Linked DNA regions of Mus musculus: region 2 is linked to region 1. A link is a contact called in ENCODE POLR2A ChIA-PET data. All regions are on one chromosome and are shown on one strand. Each heading gives the region's core, a stretch centred on a gene start or an enhancer-like site at or near the end of the contact. The rest is flanking DNA. Distances are from core to core; before and after follow the strand shown.

Region 1 (5,293 bases), core at 2,098-4,597:
GAGACCGAGACCTGTGTCCAGGCTCATTGGTTCTCAGTAGTGAGTTTATGAAATAGTAATGCTACATCCATTATTTTGTTAGAGGGCTTTAGAATGGTGATTTCTAATCAGTATTCATTACTACTGACTTTTTTACAAAGAAGCCCTTACCAAGTAAAAGCATTCCTCAGATGCTGTTGTGGGTCAGTCTGTGAACACGTGAAGCAGAGGTCTGAATCAGAGTTAGAATAGCTGTAGCCTGTTAAGCGTTAAAGGTATGGACTAACTGACGCTGACATGGGAATGTGCTGTGCTGAGGTGGACATGCATGAGGTGAAGGGAAACATGCATGCAGACATGCTGTATAGGAAAAGGTGCATGCAGCTCTTTTTTGGATAAGTATTTTGTGTGCTTGTATATGTGTGCACTATGTGTGCCTGGTGCCTAAGGAAGCCAGAAGAGGAGGCTGCATTCCCTGGTACTGGAGTCATAGACAGCGCTGAGCTGCTGTGTGGTTCCAAGGACCTTTGAAATTCAGCCTGTGCTCTTAATCTCAGGACCTTTTTCCAGCTGCAAAATTTATTTATTTCTTTATTTATTAATATTTAGCTGTGTGTGGTGGCACATGCCCTTAATCCCAACACCTAACTAAGATGCAGAGACAGATAGATTTCTGAGTTTGTGGCTACCTTGATTTACAGAGTAAGTTCCAGGACAGCCAGGGCTACACAGAGAAATCCTGTTTCAAAAAGAAAAAAGAAAAAAAGAAAAAGGAAATAAAAGTTGTATTTCATGTGACTGTTTTGCCTGCGGAGGATGTTTGTACATTTGTACTTGGTATCTGAGGAGGTCAGAAGAGGGCATTGGATTTCCTGGAACTGGAGTGGGTTGTTGTGAGCCACCATGTAGGTGCTAACAACTGAACCCAGGTCCTCTGCTAGTGCTTTTAAATACTGAGTTGTCTCTCCAGCCTCAAGATGCTGAATCCTCTATAGGTTTTCATTATTGAGTTCCTATCCTGAGTGACTCCATATGTGCCCATAAGCTTTTATTAGGAAGGCATGCATTATAGGTGTGTACATACTTGACACCCATCCGTCTTTGATCATCACAGTGCTACATCTTTGGTCAGTATGAGGACCTTCAAGTTAGCTCCTGTCTCATTTCTTTGGGCTGGGCAAGCTCTCTACCACTAAATAAAAATCCCACCACTCATGTATCCTTTGATCTGTACCTAGTAGTCTATGTCTCCAATTTTCTTCTGTGGTGATTTTTTTTTTCCTCAGGAGCCCTAGTTTTCCTTCTTTCTTTCTTTTTAATATTTATTTATTTATTATATGTAAGTACACTGTAGCTGTCTTCAGACACACCAGAAGAGGGAGTCAGATCTCATTACAAATGGTTGTGAGCCACCATGTGGTTGCTGGGATTTGAACTCAGGACCTTCGGAAGAGCAGTTGAGTGCTCTTACTTGTTGAGCCATCTCACCAGCCCCTCTTTCTTTTTTTTAAAGATTTATTTATTTCCTGTATGTAAGTGTACTGTCACTGACACACCAGAAGAGGGCATCAGATCTCATTACAAATGGTTGTGAACCACCATGTGGTTGCTGGGAATTGAACTTGGGACCTCTGGAAGAGCAGTCAGTGCTCTTAACTGCTGAGCCATCTCTCCAGCCCCAGGAGCTCTAGTTTTCAAAGGAGTTTAATGTCTTGACAGGAGTGCTTTGGTGTGTCTAGTCCAGGGTGTTGCTGAAAATGGAGACCTCTCTGCTACTGTAGTTTTTGTGTAGGTGTCTCAGTTAGCTTTCTAATAATGTGATAAAACTCCATGATCAAAAACAAGGTGAAATAGAAAGAACTAGTCCATGTCCAGGGATGTCAGATCAGTAACTTCTTTAGGCCATAATGGAGTGCTGTTTACTGCTCGCTCCTCTTGGCTTCCTCAGCCGGTTTTCTTACCTCATTGGGGAACCACCTTTTCAGGGGTGGCACTGGCCCACACTAGGGTTGGGTCCTCCAACATCAATCATTGATTAAGAAAAGGCTTGCTCACAGGCCAATCTGATGGGATATTTTCTCAATTGAGGTCCCCTCTTCTCAAATGAGGAGTAGCCGGTGTCATGTTGACATAAAAACTAGCCAGCACTATAAAGCTTCGTCTTTTCAGTCCGGTCTCTTCCAGGCTTAGTGGACATAGCATCACCATCCCTCCAGGGGGCAGGCTGGACCTGCTTCCATAACAGAGACTTCAGAGATTCAGATGTGGGCCCAGCACGGGGCAGAGTGGGAAGGCTTCTCATCTGTAACCCTTGACCTTGTGTGACCCTGTTTATCTGTCCACAGGTGAACCAGTGTGTCATTGGTACTGCTCAGGCTAATAAGAAGTGAAGTCGGATCCAGAGCCCTTGCAAGCCAGTGCGCATGCGTCTCTGTTTTAGTGTGTATTTATTCGGTGGGGGTGGGTGGGAGTTGAGACATGATATTACTGGGTATTTATTATGTAATAAAGAATAATCTTTTGTATGTTAATCCTTTTCTTAATCTTAGATTTTAAAAAATTGTGTGCAGTTGTTTTGCCTGAGTGTATATGCATGCACCATGTGCATGTCTCCTGCTCCAGTGAGTTCAGAACAGGGCTTCAGGTCCTTCAAGAACTGGGATTATGGAATACATGTGGGTCCTCTGCAAAATCAGTCAGTGCTCTTAACCGCCCAGCCATCTTCCCAGCCCGGCCCTTGTTACAGCTCTAAACGGTTTTATTAACTTAACGGTTTTAGCTGCCAAAGGAAGGTATTGTAAATAAATACTGTAAGCACGTAGAAATGTCCATTGTGATGTGTTTGCAGAGTGAGGCTATGGGCTTTCACTTGGTGGGGCACACTTTGCCGTCCTGATGCCTCTTCTCTACCCTTCGGCACTGGGCCCTCTTAACAATTTCTTAGGACTGCCAGGCCCCAGCCCCAGCCCAGAACAGGAATGCTCTTGTCTGGTGTGACTGCCAGTGCACTCCACAATCTCTTTCTTTCCCTGCCCACCGGTTCGAACCATGGTTCCGTGCCGCCTAGTGCCTATTGGCTGGTGTGGGCACGTCACTAACTCAGTACTAGTTCCAAATAGCCCCTTGTCCTTTCCCTCCCAGGAGGAGCAAACCTACACCAGTGCTCTCGCGGCCGGAGGAGTGGCCGTGTGCCCAGGTGCGGCGCACAGGCGGGGTTACGCGTGCGCAGAAGGGCGGGGCGACAGGCAGCGTGAATGGGGAGGGCGGTGCCGCGTGCGGAGGCGGAGCTTGGAGTGGCCACGGGGGCGGGGCAGCTAACGGATGTGGCATGGGGCGGGGCCCGGCCCTGACCTGCAGGCTAGCTGCCAAGAAGGTTATTTCCTGCTGACCCAGAGCAAGCCTCCCATCCGAAAAAGGGGCTGCAGGGATTTCCTCGACCTCCGCGACCGGCCGCGCCCCCAACAGCGCAGCGCCCTCCGGGCCCGCTGGAGGTGAGGGAGGTGCTGCCTGCCCGTCCCTCTGTCGTCTCCTCCCCCTGGTGCTCCCCACCCTCCACTCTCCTCCCTCCTTCTGTCGACTCCTCCTGCCGCTGCTGCTGCTTTGGCTGCTGCGTCATACGCCCCAGAGCCGCCAGGACGGAGGGGCTGGGCCCGGGGACCCCCTGGCCTCCGCCTGCACGCCCCCCGGCGCTCACACTCAGTCTTCCCGCACCGGAGACTCATCCAGGTCTCTTGAGTCTGACCCTACCTGGCTTCCAGCTGCCCCGGCTGTCACCGGTAAGGAGGAGGCGGGAGGCCTGGAGAGGGGGGCAGGGAGCTGGGGGTCGGTGAGGAAGAAGGGTTGGAGAGCCTCCTGGTCTCAGCTTAGGGTCTGTGCTGGGGCGACTCAAGTCCCTCCTTGGACTGACAGTGTAGGGGAGTAGAGACTTGGACAGGGACACGCCCCCCTCTTGGGGCACTCAGGGAAGTTATCTAATCCCGGGTCAGAGAGCCCCAAATTTGAGGGTGACCTAACATCACCTGGCACCAGGGTGGTGGTTCTAAATAAGACACACAGGCCTGGGGAGGCAGCTGTTTCTACTCGGGAAACGTCTTCAGAAAAGCTCCCAAAACATCTCTGGGCAACAGATTGCCCCATTTAGGATCCCTGTAAACAGCTGGGCAAGGTGAAGCTAAGCGGTAACCTTGATTCCGCAAAGATCATTTCACCTGAGTCCCTAGGAGCTGGGAAACTACAAAACGAGGCAGGGGAGATGGAAAAGAGTAGAGTCGAGAAGCTGACCAGAGCCACCCACCTTTATAGGGCTCAGGATTAGAAGACTGGGGCGTTGGAGCTGCTCCACCAGGAACAGGGTTTCTTTATCCATAAGAGAAAACAACGAGCTCAGGGAAACTTTCTCAGCACCCATAACTCTAACCATCCTATCTTGGAATAGGCCCCCCCAGGATGCAATGGCGCAGCTCCCCCGGCTGAGCCGTTTGGGTGCCCCCTCTCTCTGGGATCCAGCTTCCCCTGCTCCCACCTCAGGCCCCAGACCTCGGCTTTGGGAAGGCCAAGATGTGCTGGCCAGATGGACTGATGGGCTGCTGTACTTGGGTACCATCAAAAAGGTAAGACCCACCTCTGATCTCACTGCCTTCCCAGTCTCCAGTCAGTTCTCATTCCCATTTTAGCATCACTGGGCACCCATTCCAGGTGGACAGTGCTCGAGAGGTGTGTCTGGTCCAGTTTGAGGACGATTCCCAGTTTCTGGTTCTATGGAAGGATATCAGCCCAGGTGAGACCTTCAGACTGAAGCCTGTGACAGCAGAAGCTGGAGTGGGTGGGGACACTGGTTGTTGGTAGGCCTCCTGACACTTTGTTCCCTCACAGCTGCCCTCCCTGGGGAGGAGCTGCTCTGTTGTGTGTGTCGCTCTGAGACCGTGGTACCTGGGAACCGGCTGGTCAGCTGTGAGAAGTGTCGCCATGGTGAGAGGCCAGGATACTTAGGTGGTGCAGTCTGCCCTGGGTCTTCTGGGTTGCCACTAGCCCTGCCTTATAGCATGAGTTATGTCTCCTGTCCTGGCCAGTCTTCACCCTGTCACCACATCTCTCAGAACAGGGCGAGGGAGCCATAGATCAGGTGACCCAGGCCATGCAAAGCTGAGGGGCTTACATTACCTTTCTTAACCGTGCTTCCTTGGGCTAGGCCCTCAGCTGTGAGAAGCTTGTTGACTCACCTGCAGTGTCAGGATAACACACACAGCAGGACTTAGATGCACACAGTGGTCTACCCTCAACATTGTCCTTATTCAGCTTATCACCAGGACTGTCA
Region 2 (4,852 bases), core at 882-3,381, 110 kb after region 1:
CGTTGTGGGGGGGTGCAGGGGGTGGTTGGAGACAATTAGGGACACTTTGGGGTTGGGGGAGAGCAGGAGCTCTCTCCGAGGCTTCCTGGTCCTGGCCCGTGGAGGCCTTGACTCAGAGTCTAGAGCAGGAGGCTGGTGGAGGGGCCGGCTGTCCTGAGTCAGCCAGGCCTTGTGACCTGGTGACTCACCTGTGCCCAGTTTGCTCTGCTAATCACTTCCTTCAAGTCGGGGTGCTGCTGGGAAGGGCGGGGCCTAGGCAGGCAGGCAGAGGCAGTGTTTTTTGGGATGTGTAGATTCTCCACCCCCACCCCACCCCCGGGGGGCCGAAGGCTTGGTTCCGTCTGCGGTTGGCCCATTCCTCTCTTCCATGTCTGTGGGCTAGCCTCACAGCTCAATCTACTTCAGGATTCCTGTGAACCACAGAGACCGAGGGGGAAGGAATATGGGTGCTGTTGCTGTCTGGGGGCAGGGAGAGAGGGAGAGGGGTGTGTGTGTGTGTGTGTTGTGTGTGTGTGTCAATGCAGGCACGAGGCCTCTCCCCAGCCCGGGGCGGGGGGTGGGGGCGGGGGCATCCAGGGCTGGCTTCTGCGGGAGGCCTGGCTTGGCAGACAAGGTGATGATGTCACACATTCTAAACAAGGAGCTTCAGTGGAAGGAGGGGTCCCCAGCAGTGAGTGGAAGCCCACAGACACCTCTGGGTCTGATCTGGAGACTGGAGCGTCTCCACCTCTGTTATGAGAGCCAGGAAGCCTTTAGGCATCACCGGCGCAGGCTCCTGTGGTGGATGAGAAGAGAATCCATCAGATCTGAACTCCCAACTGCCAGGCTCAGCCCACCAGGCAGGGAGGAACCTCCAGTTTGCTCACTTGAACCGACGTGGGGGGTTGGGGGGGAGAGTGGCCACGGTCAGGTCCGCAGCACGGGGCTGTTAGGGACAGGGTGCTGGGTCCATCAAACTAGGGTTTGCCTATCTGCGGGGATCCAGGTGTCTGCCTGTGCTTGTCTCAGACGGGGCAGCAGGGCAGGCTACACGTGTCTCAGGTTGTGCTGTGGAGGTGGAAGGTAATTAAAGCAGCTCCAGGTCCACGCCGAGGGATGATCTGGAACTCAGGGCAGGCCTCAGGTTGGGGGGTGCTTGGGAGCCAGGGCCCTGGCAGGAATGCGGGACCTCCAGGTGAGCTGCTGCCCCAGGCTCTGCCAGCCTAGGCTGGGGAGTGAGCAGCCACCTGCAGCAGAATCCTCTCCAGCTGGAGAGGAGGAGGAATTGAGGATGGGGAGTGGGGTGGGGGGACAGGACAACAGGACAGGACACATCAGGCTGGAAGCCACTCCCGCTGTAACAACTCACATGACCTCAGACTAGCCTTCCACACCCCCACCCCCCCACCCCCGTTGTAGGAGGCGTGAAATGGGAAAACCACAGACTCCTCATGTAGGCTGGTGAAAAGCCAAAAAAAAAAAAAATCCAAAACAAAACAAAACAAAAAAAAAAACCATCCTGCACGCTCACAGAGCACCCTTAAAAGAAGAGAGCTTGCCTCCTATGCACATGGCCCTGGGTTGGGGGCCCCAAGCCCAAGTGATGCAGGGACACCCTGGGAGGTGGAAGCAGGAGGGTCAGAAGTTCAAGGTCACTCTTGGATACCAAGTGAGTTGAGGCCTGCCCGGGCTCCCTGAGATCCTGACTCCAAAATGAACAAGTATTTCAAAATGAAGAACACAACAAAACAAAAAGAGAATGGCAGTAAGTTCCAGAAGGAACTCGGAACCAGTCCGTTCATAATCACCACCGTCCCCGCTCTGTTTAAGCACTGAGCTATGGAGCAAGACCCAGCGCAAGGGCTTCCCCCTTTGGCTGGACATGGGGCAGCACACCTGTAAACCCAGGAGTTGGAGGCCAGCCTGGGCTACCTGCTCTGCTAGACCCTGTCTCTGCCCCTGCTCCAAACGGATGAGAGGATGAGTTAGGTTTGGTTTCCCTCTGAAGGTGTGGACTCTGAGGGGTGCCCCTGGGCTGTACTCCGTGAAGCGATCCTAGTGCCTTAGGTGGCGCCCCTCCCCCTGCAGAACGCACAGCACCACAAAGCCTGGCTGTGAGGTACCGGGAAGGTTGCACGCGGGAAGGGCACCCACAGCTGGAGAGCGAGCGGCGGGAGGGTGCAGGCCACACAGCAGCTAGGGAGACGCCTGTGCGCCAGAGCAGCCGAGTCTACCCAACCGTGCAAGTTTCTGCTCAGAGCTTCCGGTGCCCAAGGCACAGATGAACACAAGCCTGTTAATAGATTGCAGGAGCTCCCGTCTGTGAATGAAGTTCCCAGGCAAGAGTCCTGAGCCACAGGGGTGGGGGAGGGGTTGTCCAGGAGGAGGCAGCAGGAACTGAGACTGGGAAGGTGGGGAGCAAGGCCTATCCATGGGGCCGAAAGCGATGGTCTCTGTTCCCCAGAGTCACTTTCCCCTTCCTTGGATCTGATGGCATTGATCTGCCTCTGCCTCCCAAATGCTGGGGCAATGAGGATCTCCAAGCCAGCCGCTTTCCTGACCAAGTGTGTATCTTAGGCATCCTCATTCAGTTCCTTCAGGGGATGGTTAGACCCTTGTGTGGCCACCTTAAGAGTCTGGACAGGGCCCTTCCTTACTCCAGAGTCCTCAAACTACCCGTGGAACTGGCCGGCCCAGCCCAGGATCCTCTGCTCCCGTGAGGTCAGGGTAACACAGGTCCTGAATGTGTTCCCCTGTTCTTGCTGTACATGAAGTCCTGGGCTCCCTGGCAGGCTCCAGGGCTGTCAGGATCCACAGCAATTGCCCGGGGGGGGGGGGGGGGCCGGGGCGGGGGGGGGGCTGTTTCCATGGCACCAGGCAGGCTTGGTGGGTGGTCCTAGGGGGCATTCTGGGATAGGAGTGTATGGGGAGAGTGAATCTGTCGGGTTAACCACTTGGCTAACCTCCTCACAACTGCATCCAGATTTTACAGCACTGCCTAAGCCAACCTAGGTGACTCAGCTGGCATGTTCCCGGGCGGAAGGAGCTATAGAGGGGTGTACGACATCAGGGAGACTGGCAGGGCGAGATGCACAATGCACAAGGCAGCAGGGTAGCCAGGTGCAGTCTAATCCCAGTGGTAAGGAGGTAGGGGGAGGGGGAGGGTTGAGAGTTCAAGGTCATTCTCTGGGAAGAGTCTGAGGACAGGGCTGGGTTGAATGAGTCTCAGAGCTCCCTACTGTGTCAAGGAGTTGAAGTACTCACCCTGAGCTCTGGGAGGCCAGCTGCCTGTGTAGATCAGCTGTGGGACAACACCGGGCGGTCGGTCACTTCACTTGCCCTAGACATCCGGTTTCCTGTCCCTCACAGGTTACTAGAGACCTCCACGCAAGCCAGAGCAGAGAAGGGGCTAACACACACAGGCTTTGTTGTAACAGGAGACTACTGTTGTTTGAACCTACAATCCCCTGTTCAGAGCCCTGGCCCCATTGTCCCTCTCACCAGAGTACTCCCAAGGCTGGCAAGGCCCCTGCCTCTTCCTGTGTCTTCAACCCTATCTCCGGTGGTTATACTTGCCTGGTGCTCAGCATACTGTGCTGTTATATGACTACACTTAGCCCACTCCTGCCCCTACCCCAGGGCCTTTGCACCTGCTGTTCACACTTCTCCCTTGGAGGTTCTGCCTCTAGGGATCTGTGTGACTCCCAGAGATCTCTGAAGTTTCTGCTCTGCCGCCTCCCTCCCTCATTTCTGCTCTCCCTCATTGGGAAAGGAACTCAGGATTTTACACATGCTTGATAAATGATCTGCCTGATATACCACCTTGAGGTGGAGGTATTTTTCAGGGTTGTTTGTTTGTTTGTTTCGAGACAGGGATTCTCTGTGTATCTCTGGCTGTCCTGGAACTCACTCTGTAGACCAGGCTGGCCTCAAACTCAGAAATCTGCCTGCCTCTGCCTCCCAAGTGCTGGGATTACAGGCATGCGCCACCACACCCGGCTCAGTTTTATTTTTATTTTATTATTTTTTTCCTTTTAAAAACTGCTCTACATAAAAGCAAGCCCTTGTGCCTCTCCACATTACATTAGAGGCAGAGTCACACTGTGGAGCCCTGGCTGGCCCATAACTCACTTTGTAGCCCAGGCTAGCCTCGGAGTTGCAGTGATCCTCTGCCTCCCACCCTGCTGTCTGTTATTTTTGGTTTTTGTGTTCTGCCCTGCCTGGCTGTATTTAATCACTGTCATCTCCTAACTGATGGCATACTGTCTGTCTCTGTTGGAACCCCAGTTTCCTGGGAGCATATGTTGCCTGTTTTGACTGCTGTGGTTCCTGAACCTCGAACCAGCCTAGCTGACACAGACAACATGTCTGTATGTCTGTCTGTCTCTCCTCCTCTTCCTTCTCCTCCTCTTTGAGACAGGGTCTTTCTGTAACTCTGGCTGGCCTGGAACTTGCTTTGTAGATGAGGCTGGCCTCAAACACACAGCTATCTGCCTACCTCTGCCTCTTCCTCCAGACAAGGTGGTCTTAGAACTTAGTCCGACTGGATAGATGGATGGATGGATGGATGGATGGATGGTGGGTGAGCACATGAGCGGAGGGCAGTTGGCAGATGGATGGGCGGAAGGAGAGACAAAAATCATGAATGGAAGAAGGAAGTGAAACCATAAGAGGGAAGGAAGCCAGAAAGGGTTCATGGCCCAGGACACAAAGTCATACCCTTCCCAGGCCTTTCTACCCTGATTTCCCAGGTCCCTCACTGGACTCTGCCCTGCTCACTCGGCCCTGGCTGTGGCAGCTCCAGCTGGGCAGGGCACCAGGCCTGAACAAAGTAGCTCTTCCTCTCAGATGTGGGATACACACAGCTCCCATC

Evidence for each region. ChIA-PET counts read pairs that join two places held with the same protein, here RNA polymerase II (POLR2A).
Region 2: POLR2A ChIA-PET joins it to region 1 with 10 read pairs in Patski. The contact joins the enhancer-like site here to the promoter of Phf1 in region 1. POLR2A ChIA-PET finds 5 or more read pairs at or near these places in 2 of 5 experiments (Patski and embryonic stem cell).

Annotation. Positions count from the first base shown.
Region 1 is chr17:26,929,780-26,935,072 of GRCm38, forward strand. It overlaps Phf1 (PHD finger protein 1), which reads left to right and starts at 3,348. Exons shown (of 15, transcript NM_009343.3): 1 at 3,348-3,755; 2 at 4,415-4,589; 3 at 4,675-4,756; 4 at 4,852-4,947; 5 at 5,275-5,293. The coding sequence starts at 4,431. It overlaps Kifc5b (kinesin family member C5B), which reads left to right. Exons shown (of 11, transcript NM_053173.2): 11 at 2,325-2,800. The coding sequence ends at 2,369.
Region 2 is chr17:27,038,270-27,043,121 of GRCm38, forward strand. No RefSeq gene overlaps it. Among named protein-coding and RNA genes, the nearest start is that of Ggnbp1, 11 kb to the left of the region's middle. Within about 2 kb of position 2,132, at least 1 of the 3 ENCODE cell types and tissues checked has a DNase peak (open chromatin) inside an H3K27ac peak, as active enhancers do.